2 separate regions of the Homo sapiens genome follow, and region 1 is linked to region 2. A link is a loop called in an ENCODE intact Hi-C map of the cell type or tissue named here. Cell type or tissue: heart left ventricle. All regions are shown on one strand. Region 1 overlaps CACNA1G (calcium voltage-gated channel subunit alpha1 G). Region 2 holds the start of CACNA1G (calcium voltage-gated channel subunit alpha1 G).

Region 1 (8,000 bases), 42 kb before region 2:
GCCTCCTCTTCCTCCTGGTGCTGCCGACACTTGTGGAAGTTCTCCACCACCACACCCACAAACATGTTCAGGACAAAGAAGGCCACAATGAGCAGGAACGAGATGAAGTACAGCAGCATCCAGGGGTTGTGGTTCATGATGGGCTGGCGGGGAGCAGGAAGGACAGGCGGAGGCATCAGCCCGAGGGCAAGCTGTCTTAGGAGCTGCCCACAGCCTGGGTTCCTGCGAACCCAAATAGCTACAGCCGCCTGACAGGCGATGGAAATGAATGGTGTGGGTTTGATGTGAAGCAGTAGGGAGGGGCGGGGACTGTGGTAAAGGGGAGAGTAGATTCTCCATCCAAAACTGCCTCTTTGTTCTGGCTGACTCCTGCCTTGAGGGAATGCAAGCCCAGTCTTCCCAGATCTTCAGACTTTTCCTGAGTAGACACAAATCTGAATTTCTGTGTAAAACTCACCATTATTTTTTCTTTTTTTAGAGACAGGGTCTTGTTCTATTGCTTAGGCTGGAGTGCAGTGGTGCGATCACAGCTTATTGCAGCCTCAAACTCCTGGGCTCAAGAGATCCTCCCACCTCAGCTGGGACTCCAGATGATACCACCACACCCGGCTAATTGTTTTTATTTTTTGTAGAGCTGGGGGTCTTGCTATGATGCCCAGGCTGGTCTCCAACTCCTGGCCTCAAGTGATCCTCTTGCCTAGGCCTCCCAATGCACTGGCATTACAGGTGTGAGCCACTGCACACAGCCCAAATTCACCAGTTTAAAAATATTCATCACTAATTCAAAACATGTTAAACATGTTGTAGACCAATAAAACATGCCCAGATTTGGCCCACAGGCTACCAGCAACAGCCTCTGCTGTAAAATATGATGCTTCTTTCATGGCATTTTGCCACCCTGCCTTGCTCTTTCTGTCCTGGAATCAGCCCATGCTGAGTGACCTGAGCCCACAGATGGATCCTGCCCACCTCAGCCCTACCTGCTGGTCCACGCCCACAGCATCCAGCCCATCGTACATGATGTCCACCCAACCATCCTTGGAGGCCAAAACGAACAGGGACATCAGGGCCTGATGGGGAGGAGGAGAAGGAGACATTTGAAGTCTAGGATGTGTGGCTGAATCACCTATCACCTGCCCCCAAAGTGCCTCCTGCATCAGCTCCAAGTACCCCAGCCCTTGAGGGGTCAAGCTGGAGTCACACTCCAGGCTCCAGGAGAGCCCTCCCTCTCAGGGTTCCATAACTGAGCTGCAGCTGGAGGGGCCCTGAGAGATGGTCACACCCTCTGCCCTCCGCCAGGTAGGAGAAGGGACACAAAAACCCTGGAAATCCAGAAACCAAAACCAGAGTGGGTCTGGGAATCAAAACTGAGCGAGCAATTTCATTTTCTGCATTTCTGTTTCTGCAAATATGGAGTGAGGAAAGGAATTATCTTGACAATATATCCGTCCCTTCCACCATGTTAAAGAAATATACACATCATCTCATTGCATCCTTATTGTGACCTCCGAGGAGATTCTATTATGACTCCATTCACCAGTTAATGAAACTGAGGCCCTGGTAAGTCAGCTGCTCCAGGTCATTGAGCTGACAATGGTGGGGTCAGGATTTGCACAGGATTCACATCCAGGGCTGCCTGCCCCCACTGCCACGTGTGCTTCCTGCTCCACCATGTAGCTCTGTGGCCCTGGGCAAGCCCCTTACCCTCTCTGAGCCTCTGTTTCTTCATCTTTAAGGACGGCTAGAGACCCCATGGGCCCACTTTTTGGGGCACTGTGGGATGGACTGGGCTTTGCGACATGCTGGTGGTTAGACAGCAGAGGGTGTGAAGGGCTGATCTCTTCGTGGAGCCCACCTCCACCGGAGTCAGCAGGTATCACTAAGCATGGCCCTGTGCCCCCTCCAGCCTCCTTCACCACAGCCCCACCTCTGAGCCTGGGGCTCACCTGGCCAAGGTTGTCAAAGTTGTACTTGTGCCGGACCCACCGGTAACTGGCCTCGGCACAGTCCGATTTATTGGTGATGTTCCTGGTATCCTCGCCCTGGCACACGAAAAACTTCCCTTTGAAGAGCTGGACACACATTCCCAGAGACAGAGAAAAGTGAGCTGTGACCACAGGAAGCCCAGGACTCCTGAGCCCCACCCCCACGCCAGCCTGGGCACATTTTGAGTGAGTGTGGGGTGCTCTGCTCTGGGGCCAGTCAAGTCAGGGAAACACTGACAAGAGTCTCCCCTGCCGACACCCCCTTCCTTTCCAAGAGTGGGGAGGAAAGGTAATCGGGGCGGGCAGTGGGAAAGGGTGGAGGCGGGTAACAGTCATTCATCTTCCACCAACGGTTAGGCCAGGCGTGTGCCAAGTGGGAGTCCCCAGCATCATCTGGGAACATGCTAGAAACACATCTTCTCAGGTCCAGCCCAGATCTGCTGAATCATACACTCTGAGGTGGGGGAGCAGCGATCTTTTAACAAGCCGTTCTGGTGATTCTGACGCAAACTCAAGTTTGAGAACCACTGAGCTGGGCATTTAATTCTCACAGCAGCTCTGGGTGGGGGAGTGGGTATCATCAACCCCACTTTACAGATAAGAACAACGGAGGCTCAGAGAAGTTAATCCACTCACTAAGGTCCCATAGCCAGCAGGTAGCAGAAAGGGAGCTCGAACCCAGGTCTGTCTGATTGGAAAGCTCACCCTCATTCCATTATAAACCAGGCTATGACCACTAGTGAAAAACGGAAGGCAGGACCAGGGGGCCTGAGCAAACTGCTCAAAACAGACCTAAATCCACCGGAAGGACTGGGCTCAACAATGCTTCACTCTACTGACCCAAGGAGGCTGGGAAGTGAGGAAGGGGAAGGGCACTGGGTGGGAGTGGGGAGGGTGTACAGAGAGGCACCACACAGCTTTGGTAAATGCACCCCAGCCTGTTCCCTAGGGCTAGAGAATTTCTAGGAAGTCAGGGAACAGCCCCCAACCCAGGGCAGAGTGGACATCCCAGGAAGCCAAGGGAACGAGGGGCGGGGAGGGGAGGGTGTAGCCACCCAGGGGCTCCCACGCTGCCTGAACAGCCAGCTGTCTACCCTGCAGCTGAAACAGCTGGAGCCAAGGGCCCTGGAAGACTATGATGGAGGGGCTCCCCGGCCCCCTGAGGCGTCTGCTGAATCCTGCAGGCAGCTCTGGCTCTTTCTCTTCCAAAGCCAAGTCTCCTCCCTGGGCCCAAGGCCAAGTTTCCCCAGCAGCCCCCACTTCCTGCCTCGTCTGGGGTCTGCACCCGCCTGCCTGCCAGCACGCTGCTAACCTGGCCCAGCTGTCTGGGCCCTGGATCCCCAGACCTGGCCTGCAGCCCACTGTGCTCGAGCCGGGAAGGAAGGGAGGGGATCCCGGAGTAGACCGCGGGCCAGCGTCTGTGCTCAGGGAGTGCGTGCAGAGGGCAGGAACAGCAGCCTGCGGCTCCCATGGCCTGAAGCCTCTCGGCAGCCCCGGTCCTCCTTGGGGCCTTCCTCTAGGCTCCCACTTTTCTTTGAAATGCCCAGGAGGTAAAAGGGCCTAGAGCCTGGAGGGAAGCGTCCCTGCTTATTCCTTTCTGGAATGAAGGCAGCAACAGCAGCTTGAGCCATAGGACCCAGGGGCCAAGGGGAAGGGCCCTCTTCAGGCTTTCACCCACAGCTGGCCCCCAGAACCCCACACACCTGCACCCCCAAGATGCCGAAAATGATGAAGAAGGCACAGCAGATGACTACAATGTTGCCGATGGGTTTCAGTGAGGACATCAGCGTCTCCACCACCAGCTTCAGCCCCTGCGCCCGGCTGATCACCCTGGGGAGGGGAGGGAGGGAGGTGATAAGGCTTCCCCCAGCCCAGACCCTCCCTTGTCCCTTGACCCTGCTCCCCACCCCCAACCTTGACCACTGGTCCCTTCCTGGCCTCTGGTGGCAGAACACAAGTCCTCTTTTCATGGGACCCCTGCCATCAGGACCCCTATTGTAATCTCTCAAAACAAGTGGCAGAGATCCCCATGCCCCACATCTCCACCTCCATCCCAGGATGTCAAATGTACGACCTGTTTGGGTTGGGAGTGGGGAGGATTCAACTCAAGTGAGGCGTTCCCTAGAGATGCAGTGTATTGTGGGTTGGGGGCACCAGGAGATAAACTTGTAGGGGAGCAGGCAGAGAGGGGAAGGGGCAGAGGGAGATGGACTATCACAGTCAGGGAAGCATCGCCATTAGTCCACATCATCCCTATTAAAAAAAAAAAATCTGAGTTGGGGGTGGTGACTGGCTGATTGGAAAGGGATTCCTGAGAGGGTGGATCCCTGGTCAGGAGAAATGTCACCGGGGGGTGGTCACTGGCAGGCGCCTGAAGATGGGGAAAGCCAGCAAGAGGAGCCTGTCACCTCACGGGGAGGGGCTGAGTGTCACCCCTAGAGGCCACACAAGGGAGAGCCGCAGCTGAAGACTGTGAGAGTCCTGCTCGTGGCCCCTTGTGCTGTGTGCTGCACAGGGCTGCAGTCACCTTACATCACATGGTGCAGCGGCCCTGAGGAATATGTCATGTTGAAGAGGAGGAAAGCAGGTGTGCACCTGGAGGGAAATTACTGCGGCCGTAATCTGAGTGTTGTCTGGGGCGGGGACAGGATCGCCTGTGGGGGTCACAGACAGGATGCTGGCCTGTGCAGGCTTTTGTTTCGTGGCAGGGAGTGCTGGCGGTGGGAGATGTCCCTGCGGAGGGGGCCACCTCTTGGAGGTGTTCCAGTGCTGGGGAGGGAGTCACCTGAGCGGGCGCAGGGTCCGCAGCAGCCGCAGCACCCTCAGCATGCCCAGGATCTTGGTGCCGCTGTCAGAGACCATGGACACCAGAATGTCGATGACGGAGATGAGCACCAACAGCCCGTCCAGCACGTTCCAACTGCTCCGCAGGTACGCCTGCTCCCCGAAGCACCAGCCCAGTGCCACCACCTGGGGACCACCGCCACGTCATCGGCCGCCCTCCCTGCGCTGCAGCCAACCCTCCCACCCTCAGCCCAAGCTGTCTCCACCCCCACCAGGAACCAGAGGTCCCAAGCCAACACCAGCCCCCATCACCTTCACTGTCATTTCAGCCAGAAAGACTGCGGTGAAGATGTAATTGGAGAGGGTCAGGAAGATGCGTTCCTGCAAGAGAGGGGAGGCAGGGGTTGCCCGCCAGGAAGCCCCCACCCTTGGGCCAGGTCTGCTCTGCATACACAAGTCAAAACCTGCTTCTAACATTTGACTCAGAAAACGACCCCCACCCTCCACAACAATGTAGATCACGCCCCTCTCATACACGCACAGAGCCAGTGCCAGGCCCCCTGACTCCCCTGCAGCTCTGTGGACAGTCACACCCCTGTCTGTGACCAGAGCTCCCCGCCCCCACAGCCACTTAGCCCAAGGGGGAGAGGATCTGCACTGCAGTGCTGTGATCTGCGTCCCACGTCCTAAGCCCTATTCCCTGGTTCCTTTTAAAAACTGGGGCAGGATCTCACTTGATCTCTGACCCTTGCCTGCCATCCCACCCTCTTCACTTGCTTTCCTGCTGTGCACCCCAGAAATGGAGCAGCAGTGGAAGCTGGGGTCCTGACACAGACTCTGCACCCCCAGGCACAGGCTGGGGCAGGGCAGGGAGGAAGGCCATCTAGTTCCCTGGCATCTGTGGACTGAGTCCCTCCCTGGGTGGCCAGGAGGCAGGCGCAGATCTCTAGAGAGGTGGCGGGCAGGGTGTGAGCACAGAGAGGAGGGAAGGAGAGGAGCAGGTACAGTGACAGAGCTGGAGATGGAGAAGCTGAGTGGGAAGATGGTGAGAGAGACGTGGAGACAGTGACATGGTGACAGAGAGCTCTACAGCAGGGCCTCAGGCGGGAGGCAGCCAAGGCTGGAGTGCAGCCAGCGCCCCTGCCTTACCCTGTGACTCCGGGTGTGAGGTCCCCAGTGCGGGTGCTCTCTCACCCGCCTAGTCTTGGGCTGCTCCCGCCATTCCTCAGGCTCCCTCCACCCCGACCCTAATAGAAAACAGAAGCCCCAGCAGCGCTGAAATCTAAACAATGGTGTGGGAGATGGCAAAGAGGGATGAGAGGCAAACCCTGGCCACCTCTAAGCAAGTGGTGCAGGATGCCGTGAGCGGAAACACAACCACCCCCCACCCATCCTTCTGGAACCAGAATTGCTGCCGACAGCGAAGGGCTATAATGCCAGGCTAGGAAGAGACAGCTCCCAGGGTGAGCTGGGCCCACCCTGAAGGGGTTCGACCCTGGGGCGGTATGTCCAGGGCCTCTGGCTCTCCTTCTGAGAAGGACTGACAGGTTCGCAGCCAAGCAGAAGTGACCCATGTCCCCACTATGGCCCCTGAAAATCTACTTGGTTTTGACCTGGAAGGATGACCAGGAGCAAAGAACGGCTTCCATGGCCACTCTGCATGCCCCCGAGGCCCTGAGGCAGACTGGGCAAGATGCCTCCCCATCTGCACACAGCCCCTGCACCGCCCCAGCACTCCCCGACTCACGCGTGTGCCCCACAAGGCTCTGGCTCATGAGAAATAGCCTGGAATGAGACAAAGCACCCAGCTGGGCTGATGTATCATAGAAGGGAAACTGAGGCAGGAGAGGACACAGGGGGCATCCCGGGGACCAGGATCTGGTGAGAGACCTAAAGGAGAGTCCTGGCCCCCTCGTTCCCTGCTGTGTGACTTGCAGGTCAGCAACTGTGGCCTCCTTGCCTCCCTCACTGGTCCTGAGTGCAAACCCCAGGAGAGGCCTTGCCCTGAGCGGGGCTGGTGACTCACAGCGCTGTGGGGGTCAATTTTGGGGCGCTCCATGGCGATGGTGATGCAGTTAAGGAAGATGATGACAAGGACCACGTGGTCGAACATCTTGTGGGTGATGATCCGGTGACACAGGAGGCGGAACCTGCCCAGGCATGGAGGCAACGGCTGAGAGGGGGAGGCAGGGCAGGTGGCAACGAGAGGCACCGCCCGCAGCCCCTGCCCCTCCAGTGCCCTCCCAGCTGAGGCCACCCTGCTCACACCCCAGGCAGGGTGCCACTTCTCAAATCCCTGACAGCATCACCAGCGGTAATTTCCCGTGAGAAGAAGAGGTCGGGACACAGGTCAGACCCCTGCCCTGTCACTTACCTGGACTGAGGAGGGAAGATGTAGGCTGACCAGGAGTCTCGCTCGAGGCAGCAGGCAGGGAGTCGGGCTCGGATCCACGCGCGGACCCGTTCCCCTTTGCTCTGCAGAACAAACACTGGAGTATGAGCAGGACCAGGCCTCCAGGTTCCCCGGCTCCTGGCTCCTCAGCAGAGTCACGAGCCTCACTCCTTGTCTACCCTCTCCCACCTGGGGCCCAAGCTCTGCCCTGCCTCTCTTCCTTTATTCCTAAAGCCACCTCCTCATCTCCCTGTCAACCTTGCCAGGCCCCCTCCCCATCCCTGAGGACCCCTTGCCTCTCCACCTCCTCCCTCTCCTCCCCTGCATCCCCAACCCCGCTCTCCCCTCTCCCCACCCCTGCCTCCAGCCCAGCCCCCTGCCTGTCCTCCCTGCTGAGCTGGGAAGCAGCATCAGTTATCAAACACTGGCCCCACACAGCTGTCTGTTCAGAGACACACCTCAGCTGAGGAGACACTGGCCCTGCTCTTCACATGCTAACCCTGAGGTCACTGCACCCCATCCCCAGGGGGAATGGTGGTGATGAGGGGCTGGGGCAGGGGCACATGGGTATGGATAGAGTGGGAAGTCATGGCTTGTGATGAGGTTGAGACGAGAAAGGGGGATGCGGGGCATCAGTTTGGAGAGATGAGTGATGGGTCTTTCTGAGTCACAGGGGGAGGGCCATGAAAGATTCATACACATCTGTCCAAAATCATTCATATCCACCAAGGGTGGCAGAGCCGCAGCCCCAGGCATAGGCATGACAAGGATCTGGGGCTTGGCAAGGCGGGCAGAGGGAGAAAAGGGATTGTTTGGAGCTCGGTTTCTAGGTGCCCCTT
Region 2 (8,000 bases):
GGAGGGGGGTGGCTGGGACACCTCTAGGGGCACAGGGGCTCTGGGCATGGGCTGAGAAGGCAAGCAGGCCCTCCAGCGGCCCCATTCCCACCTAGGAGCCTGGAAATGTGAGACTAAGGAACGTTGAGGAGAAAATGGGCCTGGACCCAGGAGTCCTGGCCTTCTAGTAAATGAGGAGGTAGGGGGATAGGTCCTTGCCTCACCCATCCCACAGAGAGGCTCCTGGTGTCTATCGGATTCGGCAACCCCTAGGGTAACATGGGATGTAGGGGCTCCGCCCTGCTCCAAAGCTCAAAGGGGGATTCCCCCAGCAGAACCCCCCGCCCCACCCCACAAGCCTATTTCCCTGTGGTTCCCCCCTCACCACGCTTCAGTGCGTGGGTGTAGGGGGAGAGAGGCTTCCAGCTGAATTGAAAACTGAAGCTCACAGAAAGGCAGCCGGCTCCACCCAGAGACAGAGACATGAGACACAGAGACACAAGAGAGACGGCCCGCTGGAATCTTTGGAAGGGGAAATAGGCCAGAAATCTGATTCAAACGTCTGTGACTCTGTGTGTGTGTGTGCGCGTGTGTGTGTGCGCGCGCGTGCGCATGTCTGCGTGTGAGCAGTTGTGTCTGTCGCCATCCTGGCTGAGGCAGGCAGGGCGGGGTGAGTGCTGGGCGGGAGCAGGCGAGGGTGGGGGGGGCTGTGTGGTGGGGGTAATCCCAGGAATGGCTCCAACTGGCACTACGGGTGATGGGGAGTCCCCCAGCAGAGCGGTGGAGCAGAGCGGGTGGGAAGGAATGTGTGTGTGACCCAGAAGGAAAGTGGGCCTGGGGCAGAAAGCATGCCAAGGGGTGATCTGGCCCCCCCTCAATCCCATTCAATTCTCCAGCCCCAGCCCTTCTCCCCAGAATCTCCTCTGGTGAGCTTAGGGTTTGGAAATTAAATTGGAGGAGGGAATTGATGAAGAGACAGGAAGAACACTCCCCCCACCATTTCCTCTGAGGACAGAAATGGAGAATTCTCCCTAGGTAAGAGAAATAGGCAGACTTGGGGCATTGGGACAGTGTGGCAAGGAAGGCTCCAGAAACTCCTGTGCCCCCACCCCTCTAGAGGGACACACTCAGACACACAGAGTGACGCACAGTCACTCACTCACACTCACTTCTGGAAGCCATTAGGGCTCCTGCCGTTCAGGCCTCCCCCCCCTCTCCTCCCCCGACTCCTGGCAGGCTCCCCTCTCCCCCTCTGGCCCCCCTCCCACTCCCCCTCTCTCGGCATCCCAAATGCCAGCCTGTGATTTCCAAATGAGAAAAAGCTGTGCTGGGCTCTGAGCTTGGAGAAACTCCTACACAAACTTCCAGATGTGACACAACAGCCAGAGAGGGAATGCGGAGGAACTCCTCCCCGAGAGGGGAGCGCGCTCCCTCACACTTGCAGGAACACATACTGGAAAGGCCAGCATGCTCCCCTCTGATCTGAGGCAGGGGTGACTGTCTGCCAGTACCCCTGCTCTCCACACCAAAGCTTGCACTTCTGAGCCTTTTGCTGTCCTCCCTTGCAACACACACACACACACACACACACACACACACACACACTTCCTACCTGGGTCTAGATCTCCTCTCTAGGAAACCTGGTCCCTTAAAAAGGAGAGGCCAAGAAGCAGAATGTACCAAGAAAAGCCTAACTAGCTTCAGTTAGTTGGGGGTGGAGGGGAGTGTCCTTATGTCCCTCCGGCTCAGAGGCGTACAGGGACCCTCCTGAAGCCTGTGGGGAGTCACAGATACCACAAAGAGAAAGAGGGAGGCCCTGGAGGCAGTTCAGAGCCCCTCTGGCAGCAAAAATACAGGTGTCTCTTGGTACTTGGGTAGGATGGCAGTGGTGAGGGGCACAGCTTAGGCAGTCCCCTGCCAAAAAATTGTTCTCAACCCATCCTCAGCCAACCCAGGCTTCTCCAGACCTAGTAATGCTGATGCCACACACCCAACTACCACTCCCCTGGGGGAAGCTGCTCCCCAACTCCCAAGGTGAGTGCTGTCCTCCCACCTCTCCTCCCCCATGCCAGGCCTCAACACTTGCCCCCGTCCAGACCACTCAGTGAAGGAGTCTGCCTCCAGACCCTCCACTAGCACCTGGAGATAGGGCAGGCGAGAAGAGATGCTAGCCTAGAGGTCTGTTTTCAGGGAGAGGGGAGAGAAGAGCTCTCTCTACCTCCCCTGGGACCCTTGAGAAGGAGGACATAGAGGTTGATGCTTTTTCCCATTCGTGGAAGGGGTAAATGATTAGGGGCAGAGAGGAGAGTTGCTCGGAACCCATCCTTTCCAGCCATATCAGTTCTCCATCTCCATCCCTGCCTGGGAGAAAGGGGCCTGGGGCTGGGGGCTCAAACCTCAAGATTGTGCCTATTCAGCAAGAACACAGACCTCTGAGGCCTGCACCTCTCTTTCTGCAGCTCAGAGAGAAAGGAAGAAGGGGCAGTGGATGAGAAGAGGATGTGATGAGGGGAGCTTCCTAAAGACCCACAAGGTGTAGAGGATGGGGGTGGGGGGGCCACAAGCTCATCCCTGCTTTGCGCACTAGAGGCAGCAGAGCTGCAGAGAGTGAGGGCGGCACCAACCTTCCACCCCCCTTCCCCAAAGCAGAGTCCCTGCTAGGCTCACAGGGGCTACAAGGGAGACCTGGGGTCTCCCACCCTGGGTCTATAAGAACCTCTGAGCTGGAAGGAAGGAGCCCAGAGAAGCTGTCCAGACCTGAGATGGCAGCAACACCTCCCCTCCACCTTTCCTTCCCCCGGTGGCAGGACCCGCCAGGGAGCTTGGGGCCAGGCGTCTGTCAAGTGGCGCTTTGAGCTAGGGTCTGACTGGGCTGGGGTCTCCCCTACCACTCCAGCCTGGGCAGACAGGGAGCAGTGCTAAATCCATCTCCCTGGAATGTGGGGCTTGCATTCCCCAAACCTATCTGCGGAGTCTACGCTGGGGTGGTGGACCCGAGTCCTCCTTAGTGAACACACTGACAGTATTACTGTCCCCTCAAGACTTTCGCGGGCCTGCAGTCCCCCATACCTGGTCTGCAGGAGCACTCTTTATTTGTGAAAGGGGAGGAGTAACCTGGACCAGCTTAACCCCATCCCCCACTTGCTAAAAAAGCTCTTGACACAGTCTTTCCCTCCACAAGAAAAATCCAGCATAAAACTCCCCAACCCAATCTTAAGCACCCTGCATCGAATGGAGATCGGGTAGGAGGCACCCGCGGCACTGGGCTCTAGCGGAAAGGGGCTCCACTCCCAGCTCCGGGGGCAGACAGCTCCCCTCCACCACATCTTGTTCTCATTCTGCGCCCCTGACATCAGCCGCCGCCGGAATCTCCTTGTTGTGCCTCCAACCCGCGAGGTGGGGGGTGAGGTGGGCCAGGACCTGGTCCCCGCCCCCCAACATCTCCTTCTAGGTCAGTAAAAACCTCAGCCTCAAGGACCAGGTTGGGGGATCAGACCCTAGAATCCGCCGCAAACTTTGGGGCGGGGGAAGGAGGGAAACCCAGGAGATTGCGGTCCCCCCTCCTCCGTCCCCGCAGCTTCCTCCCCACCGCCCCCACCCACCCCCCACCAAACTCGGAAACCAAACCCAGCTCGCTAACCGGCGCGGGCAGAGTACAGCTCCCAGGCTCCCGAAGCTTCCCACATCTGGAGGATGACGACCCTCCCCTGACCACATCTGGAGGGCGTCCAGCTGCGAGCCAGCGGGGCACAGCTCTCTTCTCCTGGCCTGGATCCCCACCCCCCCAACCCAGGAAGACTGAGGTGTGTGTACGCAGGTGGGGTAAGCCCGGGTTACCGACGAGACCTGCTCGCGTCTCCGCTCCCACTCTGGTGCCCCCTCCCCTCCCTGGCAGCCCCCCCCCCATCCGCCTACCCTCCGGGCTCACTTCGACTCACCTGGCGGTGGGTCTTCTTCCCCCCCGACCCCCGGCGGTGCGGCCCGTCCCCCTTCTGACCCCGCGCCTGGCCGTCGTGCCCCGAAGGATATGGGTTACAGACCGTGCGGAGACACCAGCTCCGCGGGCGGCTGTCCTGGCTCAAGTAGAAGAAAACCACCGGGGCCAGCGCCGGGTACGGCAGCCCCTCCGCCTCGGAGTCCGCGCTGCCCGGGTCCTTTTCTGCTGACCCCGGCCCCGGCCGGCCCCCGGCCCCCGACAGGTCGTTGAGCCGCATGAAGCTCCGGGGCTGTCCCGACTCCTCGGCGCCCGCTCCATCCTCCTCCTCGTCCATCCTCTGGCCAGCCGGGGCCCCGGGCGATCCGGAGAGGGGCAAGCGGCGCCCCTCAGAGGAGGTGTCCTCACGCAACCCGGGGGCCCCGGCGGGGGCACATCTGGTGGGCTCTAGGGCGCAAGCTGAGCCCCCGGGAGGGCCAGTTCAGCCCAGCTCCCCCTGCCCGCAGGGGCATGCTGCCCGCGGGGCGCCGGGGCGCAGGGAAACCCCGCCCGGCGCGAGTCCCGCTTCCCCTGCGCCCCTGGGGCTTCCCGGGCCAGCCGGCCGGCTCCCCCTCACTTTGTTCCGGCTTCTTCGCTTCGCGCCCAGGCTCCGGTTGCCGGATTCGGCGCTACCTTCGGCGAAGCCGCCCCGAGAGGGCGAACGAAAAGGGGGGCAGCGGCGGAGGGCGGGGGTCCGGGGAGGGGCGCCCCCTCTTCCCGCGGCGCAGCTGGAGCCGGATCTAAGGGGTCAGCATCGTCCCGGCTCCGCGCCAGGCGGCGGGGGAGGGGAGGAGGGATCTCTTTAGGGGTGGGCTTGGAGGGGGTGGGGGCGGCTCCTTCCCCCGCCCCGCCGCGGGCTCACTGTCCGGGAGGGGCGGGGAGACAGTGGGGGGCAGTCCCGGGCGGGAGTGGAGGCGGAGATGCCGCCGCCGCAGCCGCCGCGGTGGCTGCCGCTGCCGTAGCTGTCGCCGGCGCCACAGCCTCCTCCTCCGGCCGAGACGCGGAGCGAGCGAGCGAAAGCGGCGGCGAGGAGCCCCGCGCACACCACAGCTGGATCCCTCACTTCAACTTCAAGCCTCGGCCCCGCCCCCAGACAGCCCCGCAGCCAATCGCCGGACGCCGCCGGCCCCGAGCCGCGCGCCCATTGGCCGTCCGCCGTGGCAGTGCGGGCGGGAGCGCAGGGAGAGAACCACAGCTGGAATCCGATTCCCACCCCAAAACCCAGGACCGCCCCTCTCCCCTCCCCTTGCCCCTGGGTCCGCTCCCGAAGGCTGGAGCCAATCAGACTGCTGCCCAGACCGAACCCACTTTCCTATTGGCCATTGGGGTCTTTGGGACTCCCTTGGAGGGAGCCCGAAGAATCAGAGTATTCGGCGCGGGGTCCTGGCGTAGGGCCGCAGGCCCCAGGCATCCTTTGTCCACGACCCCTGATTTGGGCAGCAGCCGGAGGACGGAGCTCAGCTCTGGGCGGGCCTGGGGAAGAAAGGAGACAGGCGGCACGGGGGTGAGGGTTGTCACCAGGGGGTCCCAGAGCGAAATCCCAGGTCTCCACCTGGTTAATCTCCCACCCTGGAGTTGAGCTTGGCTGCGGGACTGGGGGAGGGAAGGAGCGGAGCTGGATGTCCTGGGGGTGGGGCTTCAGGCTGGAGGGGCCCAGTCTTGGAGAAACGGGCGGAGCTCGAGAAAGGCTAGGGTAGGCATGGTCTGGGCGTGGCCTCCACAAATCTCTTGGGCTTATTGGTCATACTCCCGAGTCAATTCTGAGACTTCGACCCTGACCTCGTAACCCTAACCCGCTGGACCTGACCTCACATTGACGCTCCTGGGCTTCATCCCTTTGCCCCTAGGGACCTTTTGAAGGGCGTGGACTCCACGCAGGGGCTTCGTGCTTGAACACGTGGCCCCAGGCAGGTCGCGCTGGACCGCAGAGCCCGGATCCCCAGGAGGGGCTGCGGAGCAGAGCGAGGACCCCTAAGAAGGAACCTGTGGGGGTCTCGAGTGTGTGGGAGGGGGCGGAAGCACAGAGCTGGGCTTTATCGACTCGACCTTCAAAGTCCCCACCACCGCCACCCCCCAACTTCGTGCCTCAGTTTCTCTTAAGTCCCTATGTGGCTTAGGGAAAGAGTGTCCGCGGAACTGGAACTTCGCGGGTCTGCCGCCTTCACTCACTCACCTTAACCCTACCGGCAGCGGGCCCTCGTGGGTTTGTGCTTTCCACGCGTGCACACGCACGCGCAGACCCCGGCCCTTGCCCCGCCTACCTCCCCGAGTTCTGGGGCTCAGTCGGCTCTAGCTCTCTCCTGCCGCCGGCGCCACTCCAGAAAGCTGTGGGTACCCGGGAGCGGAGCGCCGCGGGTGTGCTGGGCGCCGGTGGAGGGGGGAACAGCGAGGATTAGACGCCGGGAAGCACTTCCCCAACATCTGCGAGAGGTAGACACGGCGGAACCTAGTGGGTCAGTCAGTTCCCTCTCCGGAGATTTTGGGGCGCTTGCGCCACTGCGGAGAGGCGGCGGGATGGGTCGGATGACCTCCATCACCACCCCTCACTTTGCTGAGGCCATCACCCCTGGGCGTTGTTCACTCTCCTAAGGCTGCACCACCCACGCAGCCCCCGCGCACCTCCCGCCACCGCAGAGGGTTGGGGTCGTCTCAGTTCCCGCCCCGGCCGATGGGGGGAGGGGATGGGGGAAGTGGCAGAGTGGCTGCTGCGCCGTCGTCTCCCTGGTTGCCCTTTCGCCGAATCCATGCACAGAGTTGTGTAAATGAGGCCGGGCGGGCTCATTTGCATTTCATGCTAATGAGCAGATCCCCTAAGTGCCTTTTTTTCCTGGCGGGAGTCTCTGCTCTCATTCTGAGTATGCGGCGCCTGAGTCTTGAACCCCGTGCCGTCTTCTGGGAAAGGGGGGCTATTTATGGTTGCTCCGCGCGTCTGACACCTTCTTCCCTCCCGAGAGGCCGCAGTCTGCCGGGTCGGCCTGCCCTTCCCGCCAGGATAGAGGCCCCGGGGCTGGCGCGAGAAGTAGGGACGCCCAACACCCCTTCTTTGCAGAGGGGAAAATGAGGACAGAGAGGCTGGCCCAGCCCAATGATCAGGTCCCCTGGTGGTCAGCAGGCCCCACACCCTCATCCATCATCCCGGCCACCCCTGGGCTCTGGACTGAACTCTGTTCTAGAACATGCCCGAAAGGAGGGCAGGCACAAACGCACCATCTAGATAAATTGAGATCCACATGCACTTCCCTGGGTTCAGGACCTAGGGGAGACCGGCCACGCAAGACAGGATCTGATCCCTGTACTCGGCATGTTGGGGCTGATGGCCAGTCGGAGATGCTTACCCTTAGCCTGAGTGCCAGAGAGGAGGCAGAGGCAGAACCTACAGGGAAGGCAAAGAAGACCTGAAACCATCTTTATTTAACTCCAGCCCTCCAAGCCTCAGCTCTGACATCACCTCCTCAGAGTGGCCTTCTTTCCAGCAAGTATTTCAATGCCACTTAAGTGCCAAGGTGCTTAGGATACAGCACCGAGCCAGACACAAGTCTGGAACTTCACAGCACTTAGCCCAGGCTGGGATTATATGTTTGTGTTTGCAGTAATGAAATGATCATCTCCCTATCTAGGCTCTGTGTTCCCAGAGGGGCTATGTTCATTTTGCTCACTAGGGCCTTGTCTAGTGTCGGGCACAAAGTTGTTAGGTGAATGAATGACCTCAGGCAGGGAAAGGGAAACAAAGGGACAAGAAATTCCTTTCTTTGGGCCTCAGTTTCTCAACAAAGACACTAAGCCTAACTAAGAGTTTTTCTGGGTTTGAGGAAGAACCCCCCCCATATATACCCTGCTCAGCCAGCCCCTCCAGCCCCCTCCAGCCCTGCCTTTACCCCTCCCTCACAGCCCATCTGGCTCCCTGCGGAGCTAAGATAATCTTCCCATCTGTGATACCCTTTGCTCAGGGATGATACAACCATTATCCCATTTAGTCACCTTAACAGCCCTGAGAGCTGGGTGGATGGCCCCCCACCTTTCAGATAAGGAAGGGGGGTGCTCAGAATGA

The links. Hi-C counts contacts between places; a loop is a spot of excess contacts. Peaks named below come from ENCODE experiments on the same cell type or tissue, not always from the same donor. Only the 100,000 strongest peaks of a DNase experiment are listed, where the experiment ranks them.
Region 1: it touches region 2 in a loop (3-fold over the local background); 30 of 110 quality-filtered maps call a loop at or near these places.

What each region holds. Positions count from the first base shown.
Region 1 is chr17:50,599,970-50,607,969 of GRCh38, reverse strand. CACNA1G (calcium voltage-gated channel subunit alpha1 G) reads right to left here. Exons shown (of 38, transcript NM_018896.5): 18 at 7,144-7,244; 19 at 6,796-6,919; 20 at 5,082-5,150; 21 at 4,771-4,955; 22 at 3,689-3,815; 23 at 1,947-2,072; 24 at 981-1,070; 25 at 1-143. Among named protein-coding and RNA genes, the nearest start is that of ABCC3, 31 kb to the left of the region's middle. In heart left ventricle, no CTCF peak of the experiment used is centred here; a DNase peak (open chromatin) is centred at 3,339; H3K27me3 peaks cover 247 bases.
Region 2 is chr17:50,557,710-50,565,709 of GRCh38, reverse strand. CACNA1G (calcium voltage-gated channel subunit alpha1 G) reads right to left here and starts at 4,995. Exons shown (of 38, transcript NM_018896.5): 1 at 4,009-4,995. The coding sequence starts at 4,250. It overlaps CACNA1G-AS1 (CACNA1G antisense RNA 1), which reads left to right and starts at 3,602. Exons shown (of 2, transcript NR_038439.1): 1 at 3,602-3,782. RefSeq lists enhancers at 3,447-4,036, 5,396-5,445 and a silencer at 4,796-5,175. In heart left ventricle, a CTCF peak has its summit at 4,713; DNase peaks (open chromatin) are centred at 609, 3,966, 5,049 and 5,610; H3K4me3 peaks cover 3,125 bases; H3K27me3 peaks cover 6,275 bases.